Regions from separate parts of the Homo sapiens genome. Here regions 2 and 3 are each linked to region 1. The links are chromatin loops, found by intact Hi-C in ENCODE. Cell type or tissue: mammary epithelial cell. All regions are shown on one strand.

What was found. Hi-C counts contacts between places; a loop is a spot of excess contacts. Peaks named below come from ENCODE experiments on the same cell type or tissue, not always from the same donor. Only the 100,000 strongest peaks of a DNase experiment are listed, where the experiment ranks them.
Region 2: a loop joins it to region 1, with 17 times the contacts of the local background. A loop is called at or near these places in 72 of 110 quality-filtered maps.
Region 3: a loop joins it to region 1, with 12 times the contacts of the local background. A loop is called at or near these places in 28 of 110 quality-filtered maps.

The regions. Positions count from the first base shown.
Region 1 is chr11:12,277,326-12,285,325 of GRCh38, reverse strand. It overlaps a transcript of MICAL2 not described here. Among named protein-coding and RNA genes, the nearest start is that of PARVA, 96 kb to the left of the region's middle. In mammary epithelial cell, a CTCF peak has its summit at 3,291 (motif pointing right); DNase peaks (open chromatin) are centred at 95 and 3,325; H3K27ac peaks cover 487 bases.
Region 2 is chr11:11,927,453-11,935,452 of GRCh38, reverse strand. It overlaps USP47 (ubiquitin specific peptidase 47), which reads right to left. Exons shown (of 28, transcript NM_001282659.2): 12 at 5,888-6,019; 13 at 5,333-5,409; 14 at 4,702-4,757; 15 at 2,337-2,449; 16 at 1,518-1,622. Among named protein-coding and RNA genes, the nearest start is that of DKK3, 77 kb to the left of the region's middle. In mammary epithelial cell, a CTCF peak has its summit at 3,806 (motif pointing left); a DNase peak (open chromatin) is centred at 3,812; H3K27ac peaks cover 257 bases.
Region 3 is chr11:12,084,655-12,092,654 of GRCh38, reverse strand. It overlaps LINC02989 (long intergenic non-protein coding RNA 2989), which reads right to left and starts at 5,784. Exons shown (of 2, transcript NR_186297.1): 1 at 5,535-5,784; 2 at 3,214-3,533. RefSeq lists an enhancer at 1-246 and a silencer at 139-433. In mammary epithelial cell, CTCF peaks have their summits at 4,262 (motif pointing left) and 5,047; DNase peaks (open chromatin) are centred at 1,794, 2,254, 5,884, 6,184 and 4 weaker places; H3K4me3 peaks cover 469 bases; H3K27ac peaks cover 7,187 bases.

The sequences.
Region 1 (8,000 bases):
TTCCCAAATTGCATCTTGAGGCTAACATCACTATTGTAAAGCCTAAGATCAGTGCTTGGGATATTTTGCAGACTCTGCGCTCAGAGGTTCAACTGGCACCACCTAGATTGATAAACTGGCTCATCTGGTCTTTTAGCCCCCACTCAGGAACTGACTCAGTGCAAGAGGACAGCTTTGACTCCCTATGAGTTCATCTCTGACCTGACCAATCAGCACTCCCCATTTTCCGAACCCCTTCTCAACAAATTATCTTTAAAAATCCTGATCCCCGAGTTTTCAGGGAGACTGATTTAAGTAATAATAAAATTCTGGTCTCCTGTACAGCCAGCTCTGTGTAAATTAAACTCTTTTTCTATCGCAATTCCCCTGTCTTGAGAAATCAGCTCAGTCTAGGCAGCAGGCAAGGAGAACCCTTCGGGTGGTTACATTTGGAGGCGCTTCATGTCTGCTCTGTCTGGCAGGTTCCCAATCCCACAGGCCTGCTCTCAAAATCAAGCCCATGGGTTTGAGGAGGAGCCTGTATGGATGGGCACACAGTCTTCCCAGCTCCCCATGAGGAGATGAATAGCCCACCCCCCAATTGCTGGCTGCCTGGGCTTTCCAGGCTGGATGTTTTCCATAAGGAGCAAGCAGGTCTTAAGCACAGCTACATCCTGCTGGCCAAAGCTAGCCTCTTAATCACTTAATGAAGACATTTCTAAAAAAAAAAATTGCATAAAGCTCTAATTGCTTCTTCTTAGCTTGTAACTTTGTGGAATGGAACCTATTGGAAATGGCTAAAGTTCAAGAGAGATTTTCCATCACTGGTGTTAATAGAACACACATGCACACATTTTTACCACAACGGGAACAATAGGGTGGGTAGTAATGACTTCATCTAGTAATGCTGAGCAGCATAAAGTGGGCTGATCCCTTCTTTTTAGCTTATATTCTATGTGTGTTTATTTATTTTAAAGGAGCACTTTCAGAGATCTTAGTGCATGACCCACTGTAAAAGGAGTGAGAGGGTATTTTCCCATGTGGTGCTGATGATATCATTTCATTGCTACAAACTGATAAGTGTCCTCCATATTCCATTGGATCAAATTATTGCCAGAAAAAAAGATGGATAAATATCAATTCCTCTAAGCCAGAATAATTCGGGGCAGGTTGTTCTCCTAAATCTAATTAGTTTATAGCTAAGAGTCCAATGCACTAGATCGATTCATTTAGTTGCTTGGGTGTGGATTTCACAATGAATTCATCTAGGAAGGCCTTCCACAAAGCTGCATTTCTGAAACTCCCAAAGTGTAGAACATGGTCCACTGTGTCAAAGCCCCTGGGGATGCTTACACAGAATGCACACACTTGGCACCACTCCAGACCCACTCAATCTGAATTTCTGATGGTGAGAACCTGGGAATCTGCCTTTTAAACAAGATTATCACGAATCCCTGACCCTGATGTTTTAGGGGGCTTTCTGCAGCCTCCATAACATAGGGTGTGAGCTGTATTTCAGGCCATCCTCTTGGGCACGCTCTGTGAACTTTGAGGATGTAATAAGTTTCTTCATGTGCCAAGGTAGTCCCCGAAGTCTTTTTAAAAATTGTGGAAAATAATATACATAATATAAAAATTGTTACTTATACATTTTTAAGTCTAGATTTCAGTGACATTAAGTACACTTACCCTGCTGTGCAGCCATCACCACCTCACCACCACCCATCTCCAGAACTCTGCCCTCATCCCAAACTGATGTATGTCCTTTTATGACTGGCTTATTTCCCTTAGCAGCATGCTTTGCAGGTTCATCTAAGTTGTAGCACATGTCAGAGTCCCTTCTTTTTAAAGTCTGAATAACATTTTGCTGTATGGATATACTGCGTTTTGTTTATCCATTTGTCTGTTGAACATTTGATTTGTTTCCCCCTTTTGGCTAATGTGAATAATGCTTCTATGAGCATGGCTGGACCAACGTAGAGTCTTTTTTTTTTTTTTTTTTTAAACTCCACACTGCAACCAGGAGTCTTTTCAAAGCAATATCCTGGTCTTGTCTGGCATTCCCTTGGTCTACCTTGGAGGCATTTATCCAGGTGAGAATTGTGGTTAATGAAGCTCCATAAAACCCACACAAAGGGTCAACCCTGCATTATTTGGTAAAGTGATGGGGTTACCATAACCAGCAGCACAAAGCACAGCACTTAGACCTGTGCCAGAGAGCTTAACTGTACAATGTGGTCCACCTAGCAATGATAAAACAATGACTGATGAAGACTAACTCGACAAAGAATTGTTTGAGAGTCACGCATTCTACCCACTTACCTACTCTGTATTTTATTCTGGCGTTAAACTGGACTGTCAGAAACAAAATGCTTTGGCTTCACTACCCAACCCAACTAGTCTCCCAACACAACCCCATCCCGCTAAGAAAACTGCTATCACTGAGTCATGTTTTTTTGTCATGCCCTCACCTTCCAGCAAGGGTTGCTGTAAGAAACAGCCTCGAGAATACTAAGGCTGCATTTTCTGAGGAACTGTTAAGACATGATCGAACACATTTCTCAATATCATCTATTTGGTATGAGCCAGAAACTACAGAGTTAAGCATTAGGAGAAGTTGTGCCTACTCAGAGACCTGCTGCAAACCAATATATGTTTTCCTCATAAACAATGAGAGTAACGATGTTCTGTGTTTCCTTTTAAATGCTGGAAGCTAGAAAACTCAGAATCAAACTTATGATTCAATTAGAGCAACTGTTTAGGATTATGGTCTGCCTCTCTGGGGTCTATCCCTCCTAAACTGGTTTTGTTAGACCTGATTTTGAGGCTTGATCTTTCATATTTATAAATGTACAATTTTGTTTTATGTTTTTCTTGTAAGTTGCCTAAAACCGTCTGGCAATTGGAGGGGAAATGGAGGGAAGGGATGAAAGGCAGGCCAACTTCATATCTGGAAATGGGGAGCTGGAGCCCAGGGGGATGGAAGGGTACACCAAGGCCACGCAGTAACCAGAGGTGGGGCTGGACCCAGCTGGGCACAGGAGAGTACTCAGTTCAGTGCCAGTGCTGAGCCTTTCTGCACAGCCCCACAAATGGTACTTAACAAATGTGTTTGGATGATAATCTGTCCTTTTTAAAAAGTGTCACTTTTTTAAAAAATGAGGGTAAAATTCAACATTTCTAGAGTAAATTCAACAATTCCAGGATTTAAAAATATCTATATGAGTTCTTTCCGCCCCAGCCCTCGTCTTCCTGGGAAACCATCACTCCTGAAAACATTTCACGGACCAGGTGGCAATTCTGCTCATGACCACCAGGTGGCGATGCAGGACAAGTTGAGCTCCAGCTCTCCCAGGGCAACTAAGGCTGTGGGGCCATTGGGCAGCAAGTTTCCGTCAGGTTAGACTGTTTCTTCCCAGGCTCGTCCAGAAGTTACCCATAAATCAGACGATTTGGTCCCAAATTGTTGACTGAATCAAAACACTCAGTTCCAGGTCAACTTTGTATTAAACACAAGCTGGGCTGCTAAAGACAGCTACCTCTTAGTAAGCCAGAGCTTGGGCAGTGGTGGCTGGAGGGTGGCACCAGCACTGGCTGAGACTTCGGGAGACCACTCAGCCTGTTTGCTCACCTGTGAAACAGGCTTCGCACTAGTTACCCCACAGGGTCATCCTGGGATGACCACACGTATGGGAAAAGTCCTGGCCCATTACAGGTATGCAGTAAAAGTGTATTAATTGTTGTGTAGAAGTTTGGGTGCATCCCACAAGCCCCAAACACTGGTAATGGCCCCGGTGCTGTGCAGGTGGTCCCAGGGAGATGATGCCATCCAGGGCTGCATGTTGTCCAACAGCAGCTGGACCCAGCTCCCTTCCCTCAGGGGCTATGGGATGCTGGAGGGGCCCCTAAGGAGGTGCCCATACAGGAGGCAGGAGAGCGATCACTCCAGGCAAGAGAGACCTGCGGGCCCCTGATCCCTGCCAGCCTGTGACCAACCACAGCCAGCCAGTCCCCGTGATGTCTTCCCCACTGGGATTCCAAAGCTTCTCATGGAGAGGGAAGCCAGGCCTGGTTCAAGTCCCTTCACTGCCACTTGCGTCCCACTCCCCAAAGGTCCTAGCCCCACCGCCTTGAAGCCTGAGGGCGAGGCTTCCTGTCACCTGGTCCTCCAAGAGGGAAATTCAGCTGTGGGGGTCTCTGTTCCCTCCCCACTTCCCAGAATCAAGCCTGGTGGGCTCTCTGCTTACCGTGCACAGCTCTGGGCTCCTCAGGGCACTGTGGAGAGACTGCCCTGCTCAGGGCCTCCCCTAGGGACGTGTGCGGTAGATGCGGGGATCCTGGCCGCCAGGGTTTCTCTTCACAGGGTTCTGTGTGGGAGCCCTCGCTGCCACCATAGTCAGACTCTGTGTCAGAGCTGGAAGGAGGAAGGAGTGGGTGGGTGAGTCAGGGGGCCTGGAACCCATGCCCCAACACACCCACACTGCGTCCTGCCCAGGACTGCTCCAGCGCACCTGGGGGGCCTGGGCTTAGTCCTGTGTGCCCAGAGCCCAGCTTCGGACTTTGTTATGGGTTGAATTGTATTCCTGAAAACTCATATGCTGAAGTCCTAACCCCAAGTACCTTCAGATATGACTGCATCTAGAGATAAGGCCTTTAAGGAGGTCATTAAGGTAAAATGAGGTTGTTAGGCTGGGCCCTTGTCCCATGCACCTGATATCTTTCTAAGAAGAGGAAATGTGGACACACACAGGCACAGAAGGAAAACACTATGCAAACAGGAAGATGCCATCTACAAGCTAAAGAGGGAGGCCTGGAACAGATCCTTCCCTCCAATCCCCCAGTAGGAACCAACCCTGCCCACACCTTGATCTCAGACTTCCAGCCTCCAAATCAGTGAGAAAATACGTTTCTGTTGTTTCAGCCACCCAGTCTGTGGTGCTTTGTTATGGCAGCCAGAGCAGAACAATACAGGCTTGGCTCAGAGCAGAAGGGGCCCAGCAATGCATGAGGAGCTGTTTGAATAAAGCCTGCTCTGCTCACCTGCACCTGCCCCGGAGCATGACTCCTAAGGTCTCTCTGGTCAGATAAGCTCATCATTAGGGACTTGGTCCCGAAACTTCAGGCATTTAAATACTGCTCTCTTCCCCATGGAATGGATGAGGGAATGGAAAATTCTACCTGGGTGGGGGTGAGGGGTGGGTGGTATTTAACATGGGCCTTAAATAACTGGAATTCAAGTGGCAAAGAAGTGGAGGCAGGGTGTCCTAGACAGAGGGGCAGCCCAAGCACACGCAGTTCCAGGATGGGAAAGTACAAAACTGCTCAAGCAGTGATGTGTTAGTGAAACTATATATATCCACACACTCTCTGTACATGGAAATCCAGCAGGGTTCCTTCCACAAGGTCACTGCCACTCGTCCACCTGTGTCTATGGCAGACCCCCTATCCATCAGAGTGCCCAAGCCTGGCTGGTCATGGTGCCCCAGTCCTGTTCACTGATTGTTCCCAGAGGGAAGTATGTGATGTGGGAGTAGCAGCTGGAGGCCTGCCTTGGCATCCTGACCTGAGGACATGAATTTATGGATACGGTCTGAGACCCTCAGTAGCCGAGTTCCATGTGTGGAGACAGCCTCTCTGCCAATGGCTGTAAAAGCAGCAGAGAGAGAGGCAGGAAGGGAGAGGGGCTGTTTGAGACTCTGGCTCCTGCCCTGCCTGAATGAGGACCACCCTTGGACTTCCCAGTCAGACGAGCCGATGCATTTGCCTTTGTTACCGAAGCTAGTTTGAGTTGGGTTTCTGCCTGTTATTATGGAAACAGGCCTGCCTACGTGGAGGCTTAGAAGACTCTGAAGGCTGTGTGATCCAGGGCAGGTCATTTCCCTTCTCTGGGCATCAGAATGAATCACCTGTGGGATGCTCAAGCCTATGTTCCCAAGCCCCATTCCAGAGTCTGCATGACCAAGACTTGACGAGCCAGTTGTCTACAACTGCAGTCCCTGCTTTCCCCTCATGTTCTCCCCACATCTACTCGTTCACTCCACCGAGGCCACTTTGTCCAAGTTAACAATGAGCCTCCCGTTGGAAAGTCCAAAGGTCATTTCTCTATACATATCCGACTGGGCTCTCCAGCAGCCTCTGATGCAGAGAACCAAACCCTCCCTCTTGAGACACTTTCTTCTCTTGGCTTCCACCACGTGCCATCTCCTGGTTCCTTTGCTCCCCAGTGGGTTTTGCTAGCTCCTTCTCCACTTGCCTACTGAATGTTCAAATGCCCCAGAGCTCTCTTCTGAGCCCAGCTCTTCTTTGTCTACAGGAAGATATTCTTACTGTGGAAACAACCCATCAGAGCCCTGGGCTTTAATAGCCTCTAAAATCACCATCTCCAGCCCTGCCTCCCAGAACACTTACATATTCAACCACTTACCTGACATCCACAAAGACACCGGCATCTCAAACCCAACGTGCCCAAAACAGAACTCTTGACTTTCTCCACTAACGTGCACCTTCTCTGAAATCTTCCCCACCTCAAGATAACTTTAGAAATGACCATACCAGCCATTCAGTCACTCTGGAAAAATTCTGAGAGTCACTCTGAAATTCTCTTTCCCTCTCATTCAGTCCATTAACAAATCCATCTCCACTGCTCCCATCCTGACCCCGAGCTGCAGGCTTCCACCTGCTCTTCCTGCCTTTATCCTCACACACGCCTGCTTCATCCATTCCCCAAAGCGAGGCCTGCTGATCTGTGAAAACTGTAAATGAGATGTTACTCTTCTACTTAAAAATTCTTTGAATTACAGTCATGTCTTTCATAATGATGTTTTAGTCAGCAATATAACCCATATTTGATGGTGGTCCCATAAAATTATAATGGAGCGGGAAAATTCCTATCACCTATTTACGCCGCAGCCCTTGTTAACATCGTAGGGAAAGGTGTCACTCACGTGTTTGCAGTGATGCTGGTTTAAAACCTACAGTGCTGCCAGTCAGTTAAGAAGTAAAGAATAAAAAAGCTTATAGAATAAGGGTATAAAGAAAGAAAATATTTTTCCAGCTATTCAATGTGTGTGTGTGTTTTAAGCTGTGTTACTACAATAAAGAAGTTTAGAAAGTAACAAAGTTACAGTAAGCCAATTTATTATTGAAGAAAGAAAAATATTTTTCAAATAAATGTAGGGTAGCCTAAGTGCACAGTGTGATAAAGTCTACAGTAGTGTACAGCGATGTCCTAGGCCTTCACACTCACACACCACTCACCCACTCACTCACCCAGAGCAACTTCCAGTCCTGTGAGCTCCATTTATAGTAAGTGCCCTATATAGGTGAACCATTTTTTATATTTTCTACTGTATTTTTACTGTACCTTTTCTATGTTTATATATATTTAGATTCACAAATACTTACCATTGTGTTACAATTGCTGATAGTATTCAGTAGAGTAACACAATGTGCAGGTCTGTAGCCTGGGAGCAATAGGTTACACCATATAGCCCAGGAGTGGAGTGAGCTTGCCCATCTAGGTTTGCATAAATGCCCTCTATCATGTTCACACAATGACAGAATCACCTGATAACACATTTCTTAGAACATATCTCGGCTATTAAGCGATGCATGACTGGATACCCAGAACACAATTTAAACTCCTTACCTTGTCTTATAAGCCTTGCTCCTGCCTTCCTTCCTGGTGTAATCTCTTATTCTTTTCCCACTCAGGGTGTACCTGCCGCACCGACCTTCTCTTAGCCCAGACACACTCAGTCTCACCCAGGGGCCTGTCACTAGCTGTTGTCACTTCCTGCATTCCCCTTCTCCCTTTGCTGTCCTTTCTTGCCAACCAATTCTCAGCTTAAATGTCACCTCCTCTGGGAGGCTGTGGGAATTTGTCTGCAAAGATGGTTGCAATTATTCCCTTTAGATCCATGCCCCTTTGCAATGGGGGCTTTGCAGCTCTTCCCCTAAAGAGAGCAGCCTATTCCCCACTTGTTGAATCTGTTTAGGCCTTGTGACATGCTGTAGCCAAT
Region 2 (8,000 bases), 350 kb after region 1:
TCCTATTTTCAAGACTAATGCTTGCAGTCCACCATTATATTTAAAGAATTTTTACCAAAATGAAGCAAATCCAGAGCCATCCATCCATCTTAATGTTTGTTCATTCATTTATCCATTCAACATACCCAACCAATTTTGACTATTCTATATACCAGGGAAGAGTACTAAAAATAAAACTGTGAGCAAAACCAGAATGGTTTTTGCACTTGTATGTGCTTATAGTTTAGTGAGGGGCAGTAATATTAATTAAAATAGTCAAACAATTAAATGTAAAATTTCAATACTGATAAGTGCTATGCAGGACCAGATGTATAATATAAGTGATTCTCAAACTTGACTATGCCTAAGAATCACCTGAGATATGTGTTAAAATGCCTATTTCCAGGCTCCAACAGAGAAATTCTGATTCATCTGCAGCAATTAGCATTTTTAATAAGAATGTGACTCTGGTGCAGATTGCACTGGATCACACTTTCAGAAACAATGTCAGCTATCTTGTGTGTTATTTTTAGTTATGTTATTGGTTCCACATATAATTATACACAAAATGATGTAGTATGCAATTTTTTCTCTAGGTAATGACTGTTTAATTTCAGTCATTCTGTTACTGCTTATATGGAAAGGGGAAAACTTATATTTGTTAAGTATCATAAATGACATTTAGAATGATCTGGTGAAACAGCAGTGACCCCATTTGCCTTTCAAACCTCATTAATAACTTTCCACTACTCTTAGAGAACAAAACGTAAACTTCTATTTCACAAAATCTCTAATTTCATTTTATGGTACTCTGTGCTCACTCAAAACAATCTAAACATATGGCTCCTTTCTTCAGTTTCTTAAACGTGCCAAGCATCTCCTCACCTCAGCACTTTTGCACATGCTGTTCACTCTACTTCGAATATTCTTCCTTGAGCATGGGCCAGTGATGGAATGGGTAACGCATCTGACTATGGACCAGTATATTCTTCCTCAACTTTTTGCATCGCTGTCTCCCTTTCTCATGGTTAAAGTTTCAAAATAAATTTTCTCAATTTACTACTAATGTATTTATAGCATCTAAATAATAAAATAATTGCAAACTGTGATGTTTAAGTACGTTTTGTCTGTTCTTTCCAGTAGATTGTAAACTCCATGAAGGCAGTGACCACGCCTTGTTCACTTTGGTATCTCTAACACCTCATGTTATCTTATTCACTCTAATATCTCTAATGTTTCATATAGTAAACACTCATGAAATGTATGTTAAATGAATAGAAAGAGCAAATAAACATTCTGTTCCTAATTTTAATTCTGGGATCTAGAAACTTCAAATGGCTTCCAGAGGGAGAAAATTTTCAAAATCAACTGACTATGCTCCAAAGGAGAGGTATAAATATACTCGGTAAGAGATAAATTAACCAGTTACCAAGGTTACTGCCAGTGTTTATATAACTATTATCCATTATAAAAACTTGGGAAATTATGTTAATACTGTTGTATTAGTAAGTAAATGCCAATGATGCAATTAAACATACCTTATAAGCCATTTCTACTGCTTCCTTTAATGTCTTATCCTTATGAACCTCCAATTTATTTTCCATCATTACTTGTTTTGTAGGATGCAAACAGAATAATTTTATCTAGAAAATGTAAAATATCATCATCAACTCTGCAGTTCCAAAGTTCAATTCTTCCGTAGATAGCATTTATTCCTAATTGTCAAAATACTGCAATTTTTTAAAAGAACATAATTGAGATCACTCTTCTATCTATTCTTTCTCACTTAGTAATTGACACCAGTTATGTCTCACACCATACAAAAATTCAAAAACATTAATTTTAACAACTGCATGTTTCCTTATAAGCATGTATCATATTTATGTAATCATTCCCCTACCAATATACATTTGTGTTGTTTCCAATTTTTCCCTAATTTGGAAAATGCTATAATGAATATCCCTGTAATCAAGATTATTACAGTAATTATGATTATTTCCTTAGGTAATTCCATAAGAGAAATTATATTAAAAAATATGATTTTGCTTAAGGCTCTTGATAAATACTACTCAATTTCTATCCAGTTTTTACGGATTTATTTTCTTTTAGTAGGATAAGAGAATGTGTCTACCTCAACTGTGGCTTCACCAGCACTGAGCACCGTCACTACATGTTACTGGGTTTTTACACATCAAATCAAATCAAATTTTACCTTTATAGTATAGTTGGTTACACTGTTCAATGATCATGATAGCATAATTGTCTCAGAATCAACCCAATGAGTTAGTCATTAGAATTGCAGGTAAGCGAGCTTAAAAATAGCACTTTCAATTAAAAATAAAATGATGGAATTCAACCTTGCATGTATTGCGCTCAATTTCTCGTTGTCTCTTTTCTTGTTCTTCCAACTCTCTCTCTTTCTGCACCAAGTTTTTAATATGTTCTGGGTATTCATCCACTTCTAGAAATTCTATTAGTAATAAAAACAGGATAAGACAGTGTCACTGAAACTGAGCTGCCTTTATTCATCCTGCTTCACTATGCTCTCATGGTATATACTTCTACTGTAGCACTCATGGAGATATATCTCCATTACATCCTTCTCTCAACTTGGAATACAAGCTTCGTCCAGAAAAGGGTTAAGAGACAGTTAACAGGGACACATGGTTAGGTCCATATCTTAAAGAGCCATGTATTTATTCAAAATGGCTCTTGGCTCCAGAACAACTCCAGTATGTGGATTAATATTTTAGAATGAAAAAGCTCTCTGCAACTTGAAAATAATTTCTGACTTCAAATCATGCCATCCCCATCAAACTGTGTGACCTTGGGCAAGTTTACTTCTCCAAATGTAGGTCTCTTCAGCTTATTAATATCATCTACCCCATAAAGTTACTACCTGAGATACAATAAAACTTAATAAATACTGCTGCTGTTGCTGCTACTGAGTACTACCCATTTGTTTACTATTATCTTTCCTGTGTTCTCAAAGCAGTCTTTAGCTGCTTCCTAACCAAAGAATGCAGAGTCATAAAACTGACACCTTCATCTATTGGATTTCTCCCTCTCTATATGGTCAAGATTCATTTGAATACAAAAAGTGATGATTATGTGATATAGTTTGGACATCTGTCCTCGCCCAAATCTCATGTTGAATTGGAATCCCCAATACTGGAGGTGGGGCCTGGTGGGAGATGTCTGGGTCAAGCCTCATGGCTTGGTGCTTTCTTTGCCATACTGAGTTCTCATGAGTTCTGGTCATTTAAAAGTGTGTGGCACCCCTCCCCCAACCCCGGAACTTGCTTGCTCCTGCTTTTGCCATGTGAAATGCCTGCTCCCATATTGCCTTCTGACATGACTGAAAGCTCCCTGAGGCTTCATCAGAAGCTGGGCAGATGCTAGCATCATGCTTCCTGCAAAGCCTGCAGAACTGTGAGACAATTAAATCTTTCTTTATAAATTACTCAGTTTTGGGTATTTCTTTATAGCAATGCGAGGACAGCCTGATATAATTTGTGAGGCTACTTTTAAACAATTAGTTAAAAGAATAAAGTATATGCAAAAAATCATTACTATAGACTCACATATAATCATTTTTACGAAAGTTTTTCTTAATAATTACAACTTCATATGTAACTCAAAGCATTCAAAGGGACAATATGAAATTATGACACCATTTAATAAAGCCAATGATTATTTGGCATTAAAAAGGGGAAAAAAATTTTATCAAAAACAGCATGTGTCCGTAAAAGGTAAAAGCTGTTGTTTCTAGGAAAGAACTCTAATTTAAAAAATATTCCATGTCATGTCATACAGCGCCCTCTGGTGCTTTATAACAAAACTAGAGTTGGGGGAGTAAAAGAAGGCTGAGTTATTGCACTATTGGAAGGTTGGGTCCACGTGAGGGACATGAATTACAATACTGGCTCTGCTTCCAGATAGCTATGACCTGGGTCAGCTTACTCTTTGGGGTAGTTTCTTTATAATACAGTACAAATGATTACTTCTGCTCTTAAATCTCTGTTCTGAAATGACTTACTATAATTTCCATTTATTTTTTCAATAATTCCATAGTAAATTATTGAACATTACTATATGACAGATCCTAGAATATACTTTATGTGAAAAGATGAGTAAGTCCTAAGCCTTGTACCAATTGAATTCACCATCTAATGAGGGTTTACAAAAATGTGAATAAAAACATAATGCTTGAAACAGATTTACTAATAGCAACGGTAGTGTCTAAACAAAGGAAATATACTGAAATCAAAGATTGTGATTATATTTTTTTTAATTATGAAAAGACTATGAGCAAACACATCACCTGTATATGTATCTGTACACACCCCCCTAGATATTTGTAATACAGCCTGAGTCAGAATTAGCAAGAAAAAACAAACACTGCAATATTTTAAAAGCAATAATTCCAAAAATGTTATCGTCCCTACATCAGACTGCACATAATATAATCTTACTACTAATAAACATTCAATTTATTTAATGTAGTTTTGTCTCTTCATATATTAAAAAATAATTCAACAACATTTTTTCAAGGTCCTTAACATTTGGTATTATTTTGTAACAGTCTTTGTAAATAATTCTTCCAGGCATAAAACAACTTAATTATCCTATCATTTAAAAGTAGTTATCTGGGTTTGCAAACTTACAAAAGAAATTAGTTTATAACACAAATTAAAATCAAATAACTGTAGGTAAACATACTTGCATTTCTGGCTGGATCCTTCAGTCTATAGATCAGCATATATGCATTTGTGGAACTAGTAGAAACATAAAAAAGATTAATAAGGACAAAAAGTAGATTAAAAAGATTCCACTTCTAAGCATGAAATATTTAAATTGTGATTTTTTAAAAAACAATTAGAAAATCATGTCACTGTTCACAGACACACTGAGATTTAAAACATTCCAGATAAGAGGAAAATCTGTTTCCTCTTATCACATTTAGAGAAGATTCCGTATCTCCTCTTGGTAATACAGTAAAGTCTTTAACAAAACTGTGTATTGGAATGTCTACATACAACAGTTAAGTCAGGGGCCAGCAAGTTGTTTCCAGCAAGGACCAAATAGTAAAAATCACAGGCTTTGCAGGCCATATGGTCTGTGCTGCAACTACTCAACTATGTTATTATAGTGTAAAAGCATTAACACATAATATAGAAACAAATGGCTATGTCAGTGTTCAAACTTTATTTCCAAAATATGGAGGCAGGTTGGATTTGGCTCATGGGTTGTAGTTCCTCAATCCCTTGGTTAAATCTTTGATGATAAAAAAACACTGAGAAGCTATAATTAATTCTAACTTTTAAACACTGAAAATTAGGAAATTGCTTACCTTGCGAAAGCACTAGAATAATATCCTCTGCTTCCTGAAGATCCACCATGTGTTTTCTTAATGTCCTCTTGTGTTATCTGAAAATGTGTTACATGATTTTTTTTGCAAATTCTATAACACTATCACATTAACGTCAATATGTAACTCAATCTTTAGCCTCAGAGTTAAATGCTATCAAAGACCTTCATGATTGCTCACACAGCTACCAATTCACAAAATTTAATCATAATCAGTGGCTGCTTACCAGCCAGCCAGTTCTAGTATTCCTAATCACACGTGAAGCACAAGTAGCACCTATGAAGGTTCAGGCCCAGAGGAAAATTGGTAGTCTATCTCTGGAGATATTCAGCAAGCCCCAAACAAAACAAAGCAAAACAAAGAAATAATAAACAAAGGCAAGAACTTTACTAAAAGCAAAAATTAAAGACAGATTTGATATGGGTCTTAAGATGTATCACTAGACAGATTCACTCATTCTTAATAAACTTTACTGTTGTTTAGAAACATCCTTACTCCCACCTTTCAGAGTAATAATCTTAAAGGACACCTCCTTACCCTGCTGACATGTTGATCATTGAAGCTGTACCACTGCTCATCACTGAATGACTTTATACATGCATAATAATGACCACCAGCAGCGCTCCCAGAATGAACCATAACAGAGAAAAGTTCATAGATCAAGGAATTCTAAGGGGAAAAAATAAAAGTAACTCAGAGGAGAAGGAAAACACAACCCTTATTTGTGTATTTCCTATTCTCTGTTAACACACAGAGAAGTAACATGGTAAGTTGTCCTATATATTACAGGTCAACTTTCCCCTAAGGTAAAACAAAAATGGCAAGTTATCAAACAACTGTATATACCAGAAGTTACACAAGTTTCATCAGTGCACTCTTCCACATTTTAATTATGCTATAACCTTTGAAACCATATATATCTGTAAATATAAACTTACATATGTAAAAATTAAATAATAGTCTAAAATTTCAGAAGCAGATGCTAATTACAGTGCTGTTCTAAAATACACAGTCGATAAAAAAAATCCGAAGTAACATACTGTTTCTTATTCAAATTCTATTTCCTTTACAAAAGAGCTGAGGAATATAATTATTTGGAACATCTTCTAATGTATTTATGCATTATCTGTGATATCATGATCTACTGATTTGTTCTCTCATATTAAGAATGAATCCTGAATTATACTATATCTACAATAAATTAATATTATTTCTTTAGCTTCCTGTTCTGCAAACAATTCTTTAAAGTTTGGAACTAAAGATTATTTTAGGCAAACTTAAGTATTTGTGGAAGAAAATCAAGAAAAGAGGCAACTTGTTTAAAAAAAAGAGGTCATTTATAATGACTTATTTTTATATTTAAGACAATCTTTTCTTTCAGAAGCCCATGTACTTCACAACTCCTAAGACAGTTTGAGATACTAGAGACTCTGCAAACCAGTAACTCTATCACAAAAAAAGAACAGGTAGGAAGACAGAAACAGAGAAGGAGGTTAAAAAGGCAATTTGACATCAGAAGATTTCCAGTTTATGACAGACAAGCTTTATTTTATTTACTTTTCTACAAGTACTAGGGTTTCTCTTCTTTATTCTTTTCCTAAAAAGCATTGTAGAGCCTTCTATAACTTTCAAGAAATTCTAATTTATCTTAAAATAACTTTAAACTGACCACAATATATTGTTAATTAGTGAAATTTCTAGAACAAATTTTGAAAATGTCTGAAAACTTGTTTTGTGGTTCAAATTTTATTCCTAAAACTAAAATTAATTACAGTGGTGATAGGGAGGAAGTTTCAGAATTTATTTGCAATCCAAAATGTGTTTAAAGCATTGAACAACTTATGAAATGTGGTAACCCCATGTTATTAAATTAAAATGCTTTGAATGTAGTAAATACACTAGACAAAATTTTGATATCACTGAATGATATGAATATCTTATCATAAGCAGTCTCCCCATTTAGAAAAAAAATAAACACAGAAAAAGTCTGCCAACCAACAGCTATACATTTTTTAAGTTTCATCATAATGATCAAAGCCAACATAATTATCTTCCTGGAAAATTCTAATAGCAGCAACTTCTAGATGACAATAATGGTGATATATTCAGAAGACTGAATCACCTTCCAAATTAGAATTGTATATATCTATTTTAAAGCAAAGATAATACAGTCATGACAGAGTAAGGGTTCCCAATTGCAATAATTTTAGTTTCAAATCACAAATACATTGCCAAAAAGTAGGAAGGAAAGTAAAGTGCCTTCATCCAAATGTAGCATGATAATTTGTAAATAAAATTACATAAAAACGTGTCCTAACATTTTCTTCTCTTTTACTACTATTTAACAAAGCAATACATTACTCCTAATTAAAAGGGGATACATCTTCAAACATGGTACTAGCAAACAGAATTACAAATTTCTAGATCTGCGTAGAACAGAAAGCACCTAGTCCAAATTCCTCCAAAATGTAGCAAATGAAAGGCACACAGATTAAATGATTTGTCCAAAGTGATACAGTTTATTAATAGCAAAGTAAGAACTAAAATCTAGATCATTTGGCCCACTAATGCAAGGGTCAAAGAGTGAGTATTTTAGGCTTTCTGGGCCATACGGTTTCTGTCGCAACTACTCAACTCTGTCATTATAGTA
Region 3 (8,000 bases), 190 kb after region 1:
CTGGGACCCTATGACAACCCAACACTGGTGTCTCTGAGGGGACTTCATGGGCCTGCACGGAGCTCTGAGCCTACCCTGTTTCACAGGCACAAGTGCAGGCACATCAGATGCACACTCTCCTCACCATTTTAAAGATTGCTTCCCCAGGGAGAAACAACTGATTTCAGGCAAACCAATGAGCCGAAAAGGCTGAATGGAGAAATATTTTGCTGGGGGAACTGGTGTTGACTTTTCATTCCAGCCACCAGGCTACTCTGAGTTTTTCAATGTGCAGAAGGCCTTCACAGCTGGTGCCTGAATGCCTGGCGGTAGAAGCTATCTATGTCTCCTTCCACCTCTTTTTGGAAACAAATAATTACCATGTATTACAACAAAGATCACAACAGAGGTCTGTTTAGGGATCTCTGCCTTGCTCCCATCTGTACCTTTTGTCCCAGCACCCAGTAGACACTTACCATATCCTGATGCAGATTAGAGCTCAGCAATGTTTGATGAGTGTCACGTGTCAAGCCCTGGGTTAAAGGATACTTTGTCCTACTTTGTCTGCACCACGGTGGTGAGTAAAATCTCCATGTTGCAGATGAGAAACAAAGGCTCAGGGAAATAAAATGACTCCTCCAATCAGGGCTACTTAGCTAGTCAATGACAGGCTTGTGAGCCAAGATCTACCCACCTGTGATGGTGGAATCTAAGTTCAGTGCCACCTGCTCATTGCTGCCTGCTAAGGAAGGGAGGAGAAAAGGGAGGAAGGAAGGAAAGGAAGAGGAGACAGAGGGGCAGGGACAGATCATAGAAGGAAGAGAGGGAAAGGAGGAAGTTGAGAAAGAGGGGAAGGGAGAGAGGAGGGCGTGAGGGAAACTGGTGGTGGTGGAGGCTCCAAACCTGCCTTCCTCTTCTCTCTCCCGGAATCTGTGTCCTGGGGGAGGTTGTATGAATCTGGAAGCCCATTCCAGACTGATCTTGTATTTCCCTTGCAGTAAGAAGAGGAGGAAGAGGAGGAAGCTTAGGAATCCTCTCTGAAGGGGACATGGTTCTTGGAGGCCTGATTTGTATTGGGGAGAATCCTGAAACCAATCACTGAGGGAGCACTACCCTTTATGATGGGGATGGAAAAGCCACAGCAACCCTATGGCCTCTAGTTTTGGAGAGGGACTCAGCTAAAGACCAAAGGAAGCACCAGAAAGAAGAACTGAAGAGTTTAATTTGGTTAAACATAAATAAAAATAAAAACATCTCTAGAATATAGAAACTATCTCTAGAAGTCCGGGTGTTGTGGCTCACACCTGTAATCCCAGCATTTTGGGAGGCTAAGGCAGGTGGATGACCTGAGCTCAGGAATTTGAGACCAGCCTGGGCAATATGGCAAAACTTCGTCTCTGCCAAAAATACAAAAAATTAGCCGGGTGTGGTGGTATGCACCTGTTGTCACAGCTACTCGAGAGGCTGAAGTGGGAGAACTGCTTGAGCCTGGGAGGCAGAGGTTGTAGTGAGCCAAGATTGCACCACTGCACTCCAACCTGGGTGAAAAAAATAAAAGAAAAACTATCTCTAGGGGTGGAGCTCTGGGGAATGTTTTCTCTGTTCAAATGTTCTACCAAGCAGATGTATTACAGTGGATGTGATTGCCTTTAATTTGCTTGATTTGCTGGACATCGTTCAAAGGTCATCCCCAGGTATCAGTGGATGGATAGGAAGGAGAGTGTGTGCACTGAGGGTGTGGCTGTGGGCCCTGCAGGGGAGGCACCACAGGGAGGGGCTGGCACTCCTATGGGCTCAGACGCTCAGGTGAGTTGCCCATTACATAAGGTGCATTGCTAGGGCATTAGCTCAGCCAGGAAGGAACCACTCTGGACTTGTGACTTCACTTTCCCCCCTCCCTCTCTCCTGTTCCCACCCCCCACCCTGGCTCCTTCTTTTTTCTTTTTTTTTTTAGACGGAGTCTTACTCTGTTGCCTAGGCCGGAGTGCAGTGGCACGATCTCTGCTCACTGCAACCTCTGCCTCCACGGGGTCTCCTTCTGATAACTACTGAAGGAATTCTATGAGGCTATCTCTCCCCCAAGCTCTCTGGGGGAATGGGTTTAATTAAAAACCAGTCCAGTTTGCCCTCAGTAGGAAACAGGGCAGACAGGATGTTGGTGCAAAGCAAGCCAAAAACCTAGTCAGTATGGAAGGCATCTGCCTTCTTCCTGTCGTGACCCTCTGGGCTCAGCTCTGAGACCTGCCGGGACAGGAGTAGCGGGGGCCTAGGGCCCTCAGGGGGGTTAACATACTGGCTGCTGACCTGGCAGGGGCTCTCAGGCAGGTGGGCAGGGCTCTGACAGGAGGAGTCTCTGGCTTTTGCCAAAGATACTTGTTTTCAGGTGGGTAACAGCATCTGGCTTCTGAAGGAACTTCCTCTTTGAAGCAGGAAGTGGTTTTGGATTCAGGAATAGGGCGTGGTCTAAAAGGAAAAATGATAGGGGAAGTTGGCAAGACCATAGAATCCCAGCTGAATGGGGTTAAGGGGACTTCTTGCTCACTGGAAAACCTGGGGCAGAAGCTCAGTTACCCAGATTGGGCTGGGGAAAGGCTGGAGCTGAGAACAGAGGTGGAGGCCCAAGGCAGGGAGCCTTCTCAGGAACCTTGGGTCATAAACGCAGATCTTTTTCTTTTTAATTATTTTAAACATTTTTTAGTTTTACTTTAAGTTCCAGGATACATGTGCAGAATGTGCAGGTTTGCTACATAGGTAAACATGTGCCGTGGTGGTTTGCTACACCTATCAACCCATCACCTAGGTATTAAGCCCAGCATGCATTAGCTATTTGACCTGATGCTCTCCTTCCCCCTGCCCTGCCACAGGCCCCAGTGTGTGTTGTTCCCCTCCCTGTGTCCATGTGTTCCCATTGTTTGGCTTCCACTTATGAGTAAGAACATGCGATGATCACAGATCTTAACCCTTTCTCTCCCACTGCCCAGATGGGGTTCCCACTACCAGGCCAGGTCTAATTTCAGCAGCTCCTGGGCCTGGGTGAAGCTAAATAAGGCAGTTGAATATCTCTAGCTCCTGTGGGTAGGCCTGGCTGGGGAGAGCAGAAATTGATACCTTTAGTCTCTCTGTGTGAGTAATAAGGTGAGAATCTCAATTTGAACCTGTGAATAATCTAATTTTTTCCTCCACCGCACCTAGTACTGGCAAAGCACTCGGCTTGCATTGCCTGGATCCACTCTCTAATGAAATTAGACAATTATATTTCCTCATATCCATACTGAAGAATCCTTAGAAAAATGTAAAAGAGGAAACCAAGACGCAGCGAGGTGAAGGGTACAAGCTCATTCATACCAGGGCTTTCCCCTCTTCTCGTGGTCCTTGAGGCAGTGATCACTGGTCAGTCACTGCATTCTTTCCTGCTGACCCCAGAGCTGGCGACAAAGCTCAGAAGGGCCCTGCAGGCCTTTCCCCCAGCAGCTCAGTGTTTGCCATTCCCTGTGTGATGAAGTGGGTATGCAGGGAGGCTGGACAGAAAGCAGTGCTGCAAGGAAGATGGAGACCTGGAAAATAAAAATGTCTGTCTGTGTTACTCATTGCTTCAATAATGCTATGCAACTGTGGCAGATTGTATTTCCCAAAGATGGCCGCAACAATATCTCCCATCCTATCTTCTCTTTTGAAATGTGACCTTGCCATTTCCCTATCAAGATGTGACATCTATGTTTCCAAGGGTCGATGCTGTGATTGTTTTGACCAATAGAATAGAAAGAAAGTGATGCCGTGCCAGTGCTGCCACAACTCTTACCTGGCCTAGCAGCATCCTCTTCCTGCCTCGTGGAACCCAGCACCCCGGTGTGAAAAGCCCTTGCCCATGCAGAGGTCATGTGCAGTCAACAGCCCAGTTGAGTCCAGCATGAGAGCTGGCATCCAGTGCCAGCCACCTGGGTGAGCCATCCCAGGCACCCACTCAAGCTGAACCTTTCGGATACCTGCAGCCCTAGCCGACATCTGACTAATCATCTGAAAGCCCCCAGGTGGGAATTGCCCCACGGCGACTAGTCAATGCGTAGAACCTTGGGAGATTGTAATAAATGAGTATATAATACATTGTTTTAAATCACTAAGTTTTGGGGTGGTGTGTTACTCGACAATAAATACTAGAACAGAAATAGACTACCCCCAAAACGTATGCCTTAAAACAACATGTATTATTTCTCATGAGTCTAGTTGCTCATGCATCTCGGGTCCGCTGGCAGGTTGGCTGGAGGATGGCTGGCCTGGGGTGGCCTCTGCTGGGACAACTCGGCTCTGCTCTGTGTGATATTTCATTTCTCATAGGCTAGCCCCAGCTTGTTCTCATGGCAGCAGCAGGGGTTTAAGAGAGAGACAGTAGAAGACACAGGCTTCTTAAGACCTAAGCGTGGAGCTGGCACATTGTCACTTTCAATAAACACTGTTCAAAGCAAATTTCAAGGCCGGCCCATATTCAAAGGGTGGGGAAATGGATTCTGTCTCTTGATGGGAGGAGCTACACGGTCACATTGCAGAGGGTGTGGATTGAGGATGCAGAGGGTGTGGACTGGAAGGGATAGACGATTGTGGCTGTTTTTGCAATCAGTCTATCACAATAACTAATAAGGATATAAGAAGTTTGCTAGGAGCCGCGTATAGTGGCATGCCTCTGTCATCCCAGCTACTTGGGAGGCTGAGGCAGGAGGATTGCTTGAGCCTAGGAGTTTGAGGCTGCAGTGAGCCATGATCATGCCACTGCACTCCAGCCTAAGTGACAGGAGGATGCTGTCTTTAAAAAAAAAAAAAAAGAAGAAGAGGAGGAAGAAGTTAGCTGGGGAGTGTAAATTACAAGTTCCTCCTCTGTTTTCACTGACATCATTAGTTAGGCCTCCATTGCTCAGCATTACCTTTCACTGTTTTAGCTTTCCAGCCTCTATGGAGAAAGGAAAGACAGAAAGAAACCGTGAGGAGCTGTGTTTGGGTGGCCAGCCAAACTTGCCAAGTGCTCCAGTCCTGTGGCTTTCAACAGAGCTGGGCGACGCCCTGGTGCACTGTGGCAGTTTCTCAGGGCTACCACAAGGGAAATGGTTGAGTGTAAGTGTGAGAAACCCTGAGTCCCCACCTTAACCAGGGCAGTACTCTTCTTTCCTTGTGATTTCCTTTGGAGAAAGGTTATGCATCTTTAAAAAATAAAAATATTTCAAATCCAGTGAACTAGTCTAACCTCTCAATCTTACAGAAAAGGAACCAGTCTTAGTGAAATGGAGTGTTCTATTCTACATTACTCTGCCACTGAGTGTCTTGGCCGGTGTCAGACTCCAGGCTGCTGACGTGCCATCCTACCTGAGCTCATTCTTCTGCCTGACTCACCCCTCCCCTCACTGGGTTCAAGAGACAGCAGATTGCTGAAGCCCAGAGAACAGAAGAGAACTGAGGAACATCAGAAGGGATGTCCCTGACCTGTCACTGCTCCAATTCTCTACTTTCCCACCATGGTCCATAGTCCTTGAATCCTGAGCCTCAGCCACCACCCTTCCGCACATACACACCCTTACGTGATGATCCTGACAAGGCTTGGCCCCCAGAACCACAGACAATTCCAGGCATCATATTGGCAGGCAGGCTGAGCTGGCTGGTCAACCCCAGGGTGGAGCAGGGCACACTTGGGGGAGCTGATCCTGCAAGGGCAGATGGAGCTCCATCTGGGAGAAAAGCTCATTTCCCAAGAGAAAGCTTGGTCTTGTTTGGAGCCTGTGATCTCCTTGTTCTCCTCCCAGTTTGTTAATTCCATTTCTTCCCAAGTTCATTTTTTTAGGACATGGGCTATTTATAGCTCCCCCTAAGTCCTTTCCAGTCTGTTTCCTGTTCAAGTATACTGCATTAGTCACCAGAAAGTGTCTCAAGCAATCTCTGTGTCCCTGCCTGATCCCGGCCACAGGGAACACGGGGATGCTGGTCAGACTCAGGGTGGATCCCCTTGGAGAGATGGGAAGCAGGAGGCAGGAGGCTGGCTAAGGGGGCTCATGGGGGCAGAGGGAGCATCTCTTATTCCCCATCCTTTGTGGTATCAAGCCCTGAGTCCTTCCTGGAGTTTATCTAGTCCTTGGAGACACGGAAACTGCAGGGGCACCTCCATTTGGCTGCATATTTTTGCCATTACTTGATGACCTATTTGCATGCAGCTCCTTGCAGAGAATTTCCTCTCAAGCCATATAGGGTGATTTCATTGCACCACATGAAGCTTTTATTTGCAGTCAGTGATCAAGGCTCCTTCCTGACTTCCTCCTGCCAGTCCCACATCCCTCCTGTCCACTGTGACCTGCCTAGGCTGCTCTGAGCTCCCTGCAAGCTTGGTTCTCTCCAAGTGTGGTTGCTCCAGGAAATTACCAGCTTTATCTGAGGAGAAGGTGCTGGAGATCCAAGCTGAGTTTTTGTATCAGCAGGATGCCAACATTGCCCAGCAGCCCTGGCCACCTTGCGGGCTTTTATCAGCCTCCACAAATCCCTAGCAAAGGAGTTGAGTGCAGGGTTTCTGACCCTGAGCTTGCTGACACTGAAGGGTCAAAGGAAAGAAATGCGGAGGGAAGTCCGAGGTTTTGTTTGCACAGCTAGTCATCAGGCAGCCTACATCTCAGAGACCAACATTTTCCCAAACTGTAGTCTCAGTACTCCCCAGCCCCAAACAAAGGGACTTAATGTCCCTTGAACAAAGCTTCCGAGGGCCTCAGAGATAACTTGCTCTAGGTTCTTCTTAAGGGGCAATGACCTCTGTAGTCCCAACCTCAGTGTTGCCCAACTCAAAGCAGCAAGGGACCAACTGATACCCACTGGTCACTGAGCACCTGCTTTATGCCAGGCTGCCTGCTGAGTGCTTCAGAAACAAGCCCTCTGAACCCTCCGAAAGAGTCTTGATGAGAAGGTGCTTGAGCTAAACGCAATCTTCCTGTCTCACTCAGAGAGGTGGCATACACACCAGCACCCTGAGCGGAGGAGGTGGAGGAAATCGGGCATACAACATGGATGCCAGGTTCCAGCCCAGGCCCAGGCATCCCAGGGCCACTCCTGAGCTGTGATGCACACCAACAATCTGGCACAACTATTTTTATTTCCACTTGGTTTCCATCCGAGGAAATCATGAGACTGTCTCCCCACATAGCACACTCAATTACATCCTTGGGAGCACAAGAGCCCAGAAGATGCAATCAGGGATGGCTGAGTCAGGCGCAGTCAAGGATGAGTTTGCTTCTGAGAGTGGAGGTCTCCGGACTGATCCCCAGGGTATGGGGGATCCAGGAGAAGGGTGGGGACATGAGCACCAAGCAGGGACTTCTCTTCTGGGACCACAGTGGTAAATTTGGAAGTGAAAAGAAAGTGGAGGGTGACACTGTCATCCAACCTCCTCTTAAAACAAGGCTGTCTCCCACTTCTACTTTTTAGATTATGAAAATGAATGCACATGCAGAAAAGTGCATAGAAAATTATACATTCTAATAAATAACTATAAAGCAAACACCCATGTCCTCACTACTCATGTCAAGACATAAATCATTGGCTGGGCATGGTGGCTCACGCCTGTAATCCCAGCACCTTGGGAGGCTGAGGTGGGCGAATCACCTGAGGTCAGGAGTTCAAGACCAGCCTGGCCAACAGGGTGAAACCCCGTCTCTACTAAAAATACAAAAAAATTAGCCAGGTGTCGTGGCACATGCCTGTAATCCCCGGTACTCGGGAGGCTGAGACAGGAGAATCGCTTGAACCCAGGAGGTGGAGGTTGCAGTGAGCTGAGATTGCGCCATTGCACTCCAGCCTGGGTGACAGAGTGAGACTCCGTCTCAAAAAAAAAAAAAAAGATGTGAATCATTGCCAGCACCCCAAACCCCTTGCGTGGCCCTATCTGATCATACTCATCCCCTCTTCCCTAGAATATGTGGTGTCTCCATCCTTTCCCTTTAGTTTTACCTCCTGAGTTTGCATCCCTAAAGAAAATAGTTTCATTTTACCTACTTTGAGCTTTA